2 separate regions of the Homo sapiens genome follow, and region 1 is linked to region 2. A link is a contact called in ENCODE Hi-C or POLR2A ChIA-PET data. All regions are on one chromosome and are shown on one strand. The core of a region is the stretch at or near the end of the contact, and the rest is flanking DNA. Distances in the headings are between cores, read along the strand shown.

Region 1 (4,681 bases), core at 118-2,617, 89 kb after region 2:
TGGATCAAAGATGGCTTTAGGCATGTTATTTTAGAGCTTAATGATTTTATAGGATTCTCAGTCTTGTTTGATTTTCCAGTACAATTCCCCTGGTCATAGTTCTGCCTCTAGAAATTGATTGCTTTGTATGATTTTGGTATTTGCCATCACGACTCCATTACCCTAAAATGGGGGCCTTTTGCTAAAGATGCTGGGGGCACAGGATGCTTAGCATAGCTGTAAGGGAAGACCTTTATGTCCACCTGGTAAGATAGTCCCGTGCACCAGCTGCTCTCAGTCTGGTGCTTCTGTTCATTCTCCTTGCTAAGTTTTTACTTGTGTACCATTGCTTCTGATTTTACTAACTTAATTCCTTTATTTCTATTAGCTAAACTGGATGCCTCTTCTACTCTCTGAATAGGCGATTCCTCTGAAATCACACCAGAATCAGTATTTACTAACCTCAACAGCCATTTCCAAAATCAGTGCCTCTTAGGGCTTTAGCTCTGTAGGGGTGTGTGTTCATGATATGCTTGGACTCTTGGGAGGATTCAGAAAATGTATTCAGGTACGCAGAACACTCCCTCGCATGCCTTGGAGATGTGGTATTAATAGAATCCTATGTTAGGCAAGTTGAGTTACATGATGCTTTTTAAATCCAAGAATTTCTGGAAGGATAATTGGACTTAGAAAGATACTTACTTATTCTCTGCCTGTTTCCCACCACTCTTTCCCTGCTTCTCTCTCCTCCTAGAACAGAGAATGTTAGAGCGAAACCTATACCAACGCAGGCTTGGAATAGATGGGGCCTGCCAAAGCATTCCCACTGTCTGTCTTAATTCCATTTCACTCCTTACACACTTAATTTCTTCTCTCCTTTCTTTAACTAAATTCAAATCTATTTCTAAGGAAAGCAAAGTCAAAATGGTTCAAAACAAAACTCTAAGAGCTCCAGAGATACAAAACGTGCTAGGCTGCCCTCCCAGTAGCCTTGCCAGGAGGGGTGGCTGCTTTGCCTTCACGGCCTGCGGGTCCACGCCTGAGCGTTGTTCTCCACAGATCGTGCACCTGGGAAGAAGTTCAGTGATGAGCAGAGAATGAGACCAGCAGATACTAAGCCTGCCAACCATGAAATGCTCACAGAAAAGACCAAGAAAAGTGACTTACAGCCCTCCTAAGTAGACAGATTTTTCCCTCATGTGTTTTGAAAGAGTTGGCTGGTTTCTAGGTTACTTTTTGCCTTGTGCATTCTACTTACTTGTTTGTACAAGGACAGCTTTTACACGCATACATGCTGCGTACGTGCGTGTGTGTATCTAGTGGAAGGTGCTTACGTTTTAAACAGCTCCTTTAATGGTGTGACTCATGCATGGGCACGATCATCTGTTTTCCAGACTGCCGCAACCCACGGAAAAGCTGCTGCGTTCAGTCTCCAAGGAGACTCTCAGGCCAGTTACCTTGGCAATGTGTTCCCTGTCAGCGAGTCTGATAACCTGGGGGTTGAAGTATTCACCATGGCACACTTTGCCAATAGCTTGATGACTCATAGCTTTTCTATGGACTTATTTCCAATGATTTCAGAAATTGAGAGTCTTTCCTGTCTATAGTTGTTTTCGTTTTGTGATGCTAGACTGACAGTTTGAAAGAAAAAGAGAAATTTTTGAATTGGAGCATTTCATAATTTTTCTTCTTAATAACAGGTCAAGTGATTGGTCAGAATGATTAACTGAGACTACAGTGAAGGCAATCCTTCCAGAAGTGATTTTTTAAATATGGCTTACAATTGACACCATGGCCCTCTGATTTGTCCTGTCCACTCTCTTCCTCGTAAAGCAAACAAATTGAACATTCTGAAATACAGATCTGGTCATATCACTCTTTTACCTCCAGATAAAGTTCCAGACATCTTAGTGTGGCCTACAGGACCCTTCCTGATCGGGCCTCTGTCCACCTCTTGGGCTGATACCACCCTCACACCCTGTGCTTTAGCCACAAACCTCTCAGCCCAAATCCCTTCCTCCTCCACCCTGATATTTTGTCACACCTTTTCCTCTGCTTCACCATGCCACAGTCTCCTACTTGAACTTTAGGATCTACTAAGACAGCATGTCCTGTGGACATTCTTTCTAAGAAGTTGCTCCTGCCATATGGTCTCATAGAACCTTGCGTTAAGGTATTCATTCACAGCCCTTCCTACCAGTGCTTTATCTACTTGCTTATATGTCTGTCCAGTCCCGTAAGAGTGAAGAAACATGCTGTTTCATGTCAGGAGCTACGTCTTGGTCAAAAGCATAGGGAAGCTTGTAGGACTAGAAGCCTAGAAATGTGAAGTCCTTACCTGGCTCAAGAATGGCTCATCATTTCTTACTCTTCCTCCATCCATCACCTTCCTCTTGGCAAATAGTAATAACTTTTGTGGAGACTCAGCCTTTCCCCATTTCTTCTTCCACCCTCAAAGGGCGTGGTAGACAGAGTATATCCAAATATAAGTGGCATTCCCTTCTACAGAATAATAACATTATTTAATCACTATACAGCTTTCTTTGGACAAGGGAGATTTTAGAATATGGGTCAGGAACCTTTTTCTATAAAGGGCTACAAACTGTCTCTTTGTTTTTGTTTAGTTCTATAAACCTTAAAAGAAAATAAAAACAGTATTTTTAGTGGACAGACCATGGAAGAATTTTGACAAAGGGCTTTAGAGCATAATATCAATGTCAGTGTATTTAATGGCACATAAATACTAATATCAATGTCAGTGTATTAAATGGCACATAAAGGACTCCACCCCCTCACTATCCTCTGTCTTACAATTGTGTGGTCTTTCTCAATTTGGCAGTTGTGTGGATGTAACCTCTGGCCTTAGCACTGTCTACTGTTAACTTTTCTTTACTTCCTTCCTATCTCTTCAAGTTTCTAGTTGGCCTGCATGAGCCTTTCTGTTCCTTCCACCCCCTTCTCCTGGGGGTAATTTGAACTGTTAAAGACACTAGACTTCCTGACTTCCTTTGGACATTTATTTTAAATTAGGAGAAAGAGACATAACCAAAAATTATTTTTATAAGCAAGTTTTTCCTTTTTCTGAGTATTCCCATCCCACATTACTGAGTGAACTCTCTAAAAAAGGATTTATTATATATTTGCAATAAACATGTCCCTGAAAATTAAATTCTTCCTTAGCCCTATCTGTCACTCTTGTCACCTGCCTGGATTTTAATACTTTCTGGTAGGCTGGGCAGAGAAGTTAATCTGGATATTAGGAATGTGTTCCCCATAAAGCTGTCTGTTCTCTTCATCTGGCTCTGTTCCTCTATGAGGAACCCCATAATGATAACTTGGACACAAAATAATTTCTCCACTGAAAAATCATGTTTCCTCAGTAAAGAAGAAAAGTCTAATGCAAGTTCACAAAGTGTTCACCAATGAAAAGATAATGTGGTAAATGGTCTCTTGAAAGGTTTAGATAATATAAAAATTAGCATTTCTGCCATAAACTATGGACTTTAGTTAATATATCAATTTTTTATTAATTGTGGCAAGTGTACTATACCAATGTAAGATTTAACAATAGGTTCAATATGATAAATGTTTCATGGTCAGTTTTTCTATAAATCTCCAAGTGCTCTAAAAAGTAAAGTTTATTAGTTAAAAAAAAAAAATCACCCCAACTGTATTATCTTGCTGAGGCTGCTGTAACAAAGTGCCATAAACTGAGTACCTTAAACAAGAGTTTATTGTATTACAGTTCTGGAGCCTGTACATTCAAGATCAAGGCGTCAGTGGGGTTGGTTCCTCCTGAGAGGTGAGAGAGAAGGATCTCCTCAGGCTTCTCTCCGCGCCTTGTAGATGGCTGTCTTCTCCCCGTGTCTCTTCACACTGTCTTCCCTCAGTGAATGTCTCTGTGTCCAAATTTCCATTTCTTTAAGGACAGAGTCATGTTGGATTAGCATCCCCCCTAGTGAACTGAGTCTGACTTGATCACCTCTGCAAGGACCTATCTCCAAATAAAGTCACATTCGGAGGTGCTGGAGATTAGGACTCCAACCTATGAATTTGGGGAGAGAGACACAGTTCAACCCATAACACTAACCGTCCCCCTAAAACTAGCACTTTAGTAACGCCTACCATTTTTCCGAGCGTGTTTCCACACATCACCTCTTTAATTTTGCCTTGTCTTTTGTCTGCATTTGTGTCGGTTCTGCTCTTCTGCAGTGACAGCCAGCAGCTGCAGCTTCTCTACCTGGAGTGCATCCTGTCTGTGCTCAGCAGCTCCTCCTCCTCCATGCACCTGCACAGGCGCTTCACGGACCTGATCTGGTGAGCACCCACTCCTGACGCCCCGACGCTGATGCCAACCCAAGGGCTGCTGCTGACTGTGTCTCTGGGTCCCTCTCCATGAAGTCCATGACCCACCAGTAGTAGTTTCATCTGTGCGTAAATGTCTTAGAGGGAAAGCAGGGAAATTGTGGCCAGGTGCAGTTGTTCACACCTGTAATCTCCGCACTTTGGGAGGCCGAGGCAGGCATATTGCTTGAGGCCAGGAGCTCGAGACCAGCCTGGGCAACATGATGAAACCTCGTCTCTCCTAAAAATACAAAAATAGCTGGGCATGGCAGTTGTGGGCACCTGTAATCCCAGCTTCTTGGAAGGCAGAGGCATGAGAATTGCTTCAACCTGAGAGGTGAAGGTTGCAGCGAGCGGA
Region 2 (5,036 bases), core at 1,829-4,328:
TGTCTTGCTCTGTCGCCCAGGCTGGAGCGCAGTGGCGAGATCTCAGCTCACTGCAACCTCTGCCTCAGGGTTCAAGCACTTCTTGTGCCTCAGCCTCTTGAGTAGCTGGGATTACAGGCATGTGCCACCACACCCGGCTAATTTTTGTATTTTTAGTAGAGGCAGGGGGGTTCTCACCATGTTGGCCAGGCTGGTCTCCAACTCCTGACCTCAGGCGATCCACCTGCCTTGGCATCTCAAAGTGCTGGGATTACAGGTGTGAGCCACTGCCCCCGACACCACTTTTCATATTATTCAATATTTCTCTCCCACATTATTCTTTTTAAATTAAAAACAATTTTTTTTTTTAGTAGAGATGAGGTCTTGCCATGTTGCCCAGGCTGCTCTCAAACTCCTCGGCTGAACCAATCTGCCTGCCTCAGCCTCCGAAAGTGCTGGGATTACAGGCATGAGCCAACATGCCTAGTCCCCCACATTATTCTCAAAGGCTATATAATATGATGCTTTATGAATATATCATGGGTTATCTATCCATATCCTTGTTGCATATTTAGTTTTCTCTTTTTTTAGAATTGAAAGACACACTGAAATGCTTGTAGAAAGATCCTTATCCATTTCCATAATCACTTTCTTAGGATGAATTCCCAGAAGTGGAATTGTTAGGTCAAAGCTATACCTATGCCACATACACATCCAGGCTCCCTCCCTCCAGGAATGTAGTACCAAGTTACACTCTGACCAGCACCCAAGACATGAGAGGACCTTGTTGTTCAGCTCCTTCAATAACATTTAAAAAATCTCTCAGTCAATTTGATTAATAGAAAATAGCATCTTATTTAAAAGTTTGTTCTCTTTATTAGGCACTTGAACATTTTTTATAAGTTTATGGGGTCATATGTATTCTCTCCTCTGTAAACTGACTTTATATATATTGGCTTTTTTAAAAAAGAAGGAGCATTTGTTTTTTAATTCTTTGTTAAAGCTTTTTTTTTTTAACAAAGCTATTCAAACTTTATATGTCTGACATTAATATAAACATTTTCCTAGTTTGCAGCTTAAACGAAATTGTTTTTAATTGTAAAACTAGTAAATACTTTAAAATAGATTCAAAAATATAAATCCACATATAATTAAGATTTAGAGGTATCATCTTTTCTTCCTTCAATCCATCCCTCAGAGTATCATTTGCTTTTTAATTTTGTATGAAACTTTTGGCATAAAGGTCTTAAATATTCAAATAGTCAAATCTATTGACCTTTTTTCCTTCAGTTTCTGCCTTAGTTTGTTAGAAATAATCTTAATGCATTAAGATAAGTATATTCACTTATGCTTTCTTCTAAACTTTTCATCATTTAATTCTTAAATTTAATTTTTAATACATTTGTAATTTATTTTGCTACACGATATAAAGTTGTGATCTATATATTTTTCCAAATAGTTAACAATTTTCTTTAACCCAAGTACATTATCTGCTGCGGCGTTTTTACTTTTTTTTTTTTAAACCTTTCTTTAAATGATGGCTTCACTGGGCGTGAGGGTAGCGGTAGAAGCATCCTTGGGGGCTGGGACTTTGTAGGTTTTGCCTCCTCAGTACCAAGAGCGCCGAAGGAGTAGTCTGACATCCCCATGTGTTGGACACCCTCCAATGGCAGTCCCTCCCCTGGCTGACCCCCTACACCTCGGATTTCGGACTGCTCCTCTCAGCCTCCTCCCTGGGCCCTTGCTCCTGTACCCATGATTTGAGAATTAGGGGGGCCGTCACTCCCTCTCTTGTGCAACCTTTGTCAAACTCGAGGCATCAACAACTCCTATATTTACCACCCTTCAAATACTGGCATCCCTCCCAGAGCTCTATCCTGAGTTCCTGTCCATAAAAAAAATCTACAAGTATCTCATTATCATTTCAATCTGAACATGTTCAAAACTGAACTCATATATCCCCCCTAATCCAAACCCTTTTTATCTTCTCTTCTTTAAAGAATGGGGCCACCATCCTCCCAATTTCCTAAACAAGTAACCTGGAAGCCATCCCATATACACCGTCTCTCCCCTATTGTGTCATTAAATCCTATTGTTTCTACCCTTCAATATCTCTTGACATACTTTCCTTTATTCCCCTTCTACCCACCCTTGGCCTAATTGGTTTCTAGATTCCTGCAGAACCTTTGTTCTCCCAGCTGCCAGTCTGCCCCTCTGCAGTCCATCATCCTCACTTCCACCACAGGAACATTTTCAAAGAAAAAGGAAACACGGGGTGCCCTGTCACACTGCCTTCCCCACCGCCCGCGTGAGTCTCCTGGGGCTCCCCCTTTTCACCCCAATGAGAAGCCCTCTGCTGCGGCGGCCCTTGTGCACCACATTTTTCACAGGGCAGCAATTCAGCGCAAGAGAGGATGGGAAGGGGAGGAGATAGGGGTTTTTAGAAGGGGCTTTGGATTCAGGACGTGTTTGGAGTCTAACTCTTGTTGGTCTGGGAAGTAACCCAGCCTCTCTGGGCCTGGTTTCCTTGGGCATATCAAGCTCTACCCCAGCCCCACCGCAGCCCACCGCCCGCCGCGTGTTGAAAGCTTGACTGGAGTTTCCCTGCAGGCAGGGGCACAGTGTGTGCAACGCTGCATCGCCCGAGCCTGGCACAGGGAGTGGCCCAAAAAAGCTGTTAGTGACTGAACGCAAGAATTTTCCGGTTAGCAGACGACGGGATGCAGCGGGCGCGGCGCCTGCACCACGCTGGGGGTCCCGGTGTCCGGGCTGGGCCGCTCCGACTCCGCCCGCGGCCACCGTCGGCTCAGGGGGTGCGAAGACCGCGGCGAGGCCCCTCCCCGCCTGCCTCCCGCCGCCCGCCGCGGACCAGGCGCTCCCTCCCGGCGGCTGGCGAGCCAGCTCCGGACATCCGTCCCCACCTTTCCGCTAAGCGCGGCGCCCGCGGGGCCTGCCTCGGCGGTCAGGTCAGCGGCCTCCAGCCTCACTCTCCGGCCCCAGCCCGCAGCCGCCGCCGAGCGGAGCGCACCTGACCCAGGCGGGCGGGGCGGGGCGGCGGGCGGGGCGCGGGGCTGACGTGGCCCGCGGCATGGAGCGGGCGTGATTCATCAGCATCCGCGCCGGGGCGGCATGGGGGCGCGCGCGGCGGCCGCCTAGGCGCCCAGGGCCAGGCAGCGGCGGCTTCCCCGGCCCGGCTCGCCCGCGCTTCTCTCCCTGTGGGCGGCGGCCCGGCGCCTGGAAGGTCAAGATGGAAGAAATCCTGAGGAAGCTGCAGAAGGAGGCGTCCGGGAGCAAGTACAAAGCCATCAAGGAGAGCTGCACCTGGGCCCTGGGTAAGCGTCCGGCACCTGCTCGCCGCGGCGGGAGGGCCGCGCGGCCGGGGCTGAACCCGCGCCTCCGCGCGTGGGGCTTTCGCGGAGCGTCGGTCATGGGTGCCGTTCTGGCGATTGCGAGAGTCGCCTCGGGAAATTGATGTGGGATTTGAGAGTCTTGGCTCGGGCGTGGACATCAGCCGCCTCCCCTCCGGTCTCTTTCACTCTCCGAAACCTTCCTCGGGAACCGCTGTCCTCCCTGCCTGGCGGCCCCCTTCTCCTGGTCCCGGCGCTGGGGACGATGCTTCCCCATCGCCGAGTTAGGCAGGACCCGGAGCCGGTGCGAATCCTGGGGCCTGACAGCGAAGCGCCTCTGGGGAAAAGGGAAGTTAAACCAACAACCCCGATGTCGAATCCTTGGCGAGTGGAACCAGGAAGGAAAGGCTTGTTTAATTTGATTTTCCTGATAGAGGTCAGCTTGCTTAGTGTTAGCTTTCCTGGTTATTGCACATGAAAAATAACATACGGGCGGGGATCATGTTACCTCTGCAATTCTGTTGTGGTCTGCCCTTCAGACAGGTGGGATTTTAGGGCTGTGAGCTGTGCTAGCGTTGAAGTAAGTTCCAGGGAGCAAATTTGTGTTTCTCATCAGACTCAGGTTGCAGAACTCAGCAGCGGAAAAAAACGGAAAGACATTTCAGTTAGGCGGGGTTTGGGCAATCAAAATGGTCAGGATGGTAATGCAAATAGATCAGAAGCATACTTTGGGTGATGGTGATGCTTTTTAGAAAGGAAAGGCCAAGAAGAAGCCAGCGCAGCTAGCTCTATGGGCTCCTCTCTCTGCCTTGCTGGAGCCTGATGTGATGCCTCAGTTGCCACTCAATTGAAAAATGAAATTGACTCCCTTTCCCTTGCAACCAAGAACCATCACTGTCTGTCATGACACTGTGTGTGCTTTGATGCAGCCTGAGATAGAGAAGAGCCTTTAGCAGGTTTTCCACTAAATGTAAAATTTTGAGAGTGGTTTAGGTGACTCTTAATATGTAGATGGTCTTAATTCACATATGTTTGGGTGTGTGTACAGGTAATTATAGCAGCATCTTTTTTTAAACCTGTGCCTATCATCACAAAATTGTCTAGAATATTGTCTAGGAAGTTTGTCTTGTAGGTAGAACCAGCACTTGACCATTCTAGCTTACTGTTAAAGAAAAATGGACCAGAAATCTGAGAGAACAGCAAGGCTCTTAAAGCCACAGTACTATTTTTGCCGTTGCCATTGTCATTCAGCAGCGTGATTCGAAGCTAGATTCCAAAATGCCTCTAATGAAGGGTCACAGATGGCTGGGTAACATGATAAAGCAGGGCCCAATTGTGCTTTAAACATGCCATTCCTAGTATTCGTTATTATTTTGCTGCAAATTAAGCAGATTTAGATAAACAGGGAGGAGGAGATTAATCTAGTATTTTAATAAGTTTAAATACTGACATCAACATCTTATTAAGTGAAACCACAACGTTGCTGAGTTTAGGTCCTTTAAAGCCACTGGGGAGGCTGAGCATTGAGGCAGGTAAATTTTTCGAGTCAAATCTGAAAGAAACCAGCCTGAGTGGATGTACTTCCTTTCCCAGTGATTGTTCTGTCATTAGCAAGACAAGACAGAAGTGCATGAAATAGTTAAATAATAGTGCAGGGCATTCATTGTGCAGTTGGATTGGGCAAACCAGGAAAACAAGTCAAAGAAGGGA

The links. A loop is a pair of places that touch in the nucleus more often than their neighbours do. ChIA-PET counts read pairs that join two places held with the same protein, here RNA polymerase II (POLR2A). Pooled maps may share reads with other maps.
Region 1: a pooled map shows a loop between it and region 2 (4-fold over the local background). The contact joins the enhancer-like site here to the promoter of ARFGEF3 in region 2. A Hi-C loop is called at or near these places in 1 of 50 pooled maps. POLR2A ChIA-PET finds 5 or more read pairs at or near these places in 2 of 52 experiments (H1 and common myeloid progenitor, CD34-positive).

What each region holds. Positions count from the first base shown.
Region 1 is chr6:138,249,689-138,254,369 of GRCh38, forward strand. ARFGEF3 (ARFGEF family member 3) reads left to right here. Exons shown (of 34, transcript NM_020340.5): 9 at 4,192-4,296. Among named protein-coding and RNA genes, the nearest start is that of PBOV1, 34 kb to the left of the region's middle. RefSeq lists an enhancer at 1,532-1,701. Within about 2 kb of position 1,368, at least 10 of the 41 ENCODE cell types and tissues checked have a DNase peak (open chromatin) inside an H3K27ac peak, as active enhancers do.
Region 2 is chr6:138,158,861-138,163,896 of GRCh38, forward strand. ARFGEF3 (ARFGEF family member 3) reads left to right here and starts at 3,079. Exons shown (of 34, transcript NM_020340.5): 1 at 3,079-3,311. The coding sequence starts at 3,227. RefSeq lists an enhancer at 2,888-3,858 and a silencer at 2,952-3,181.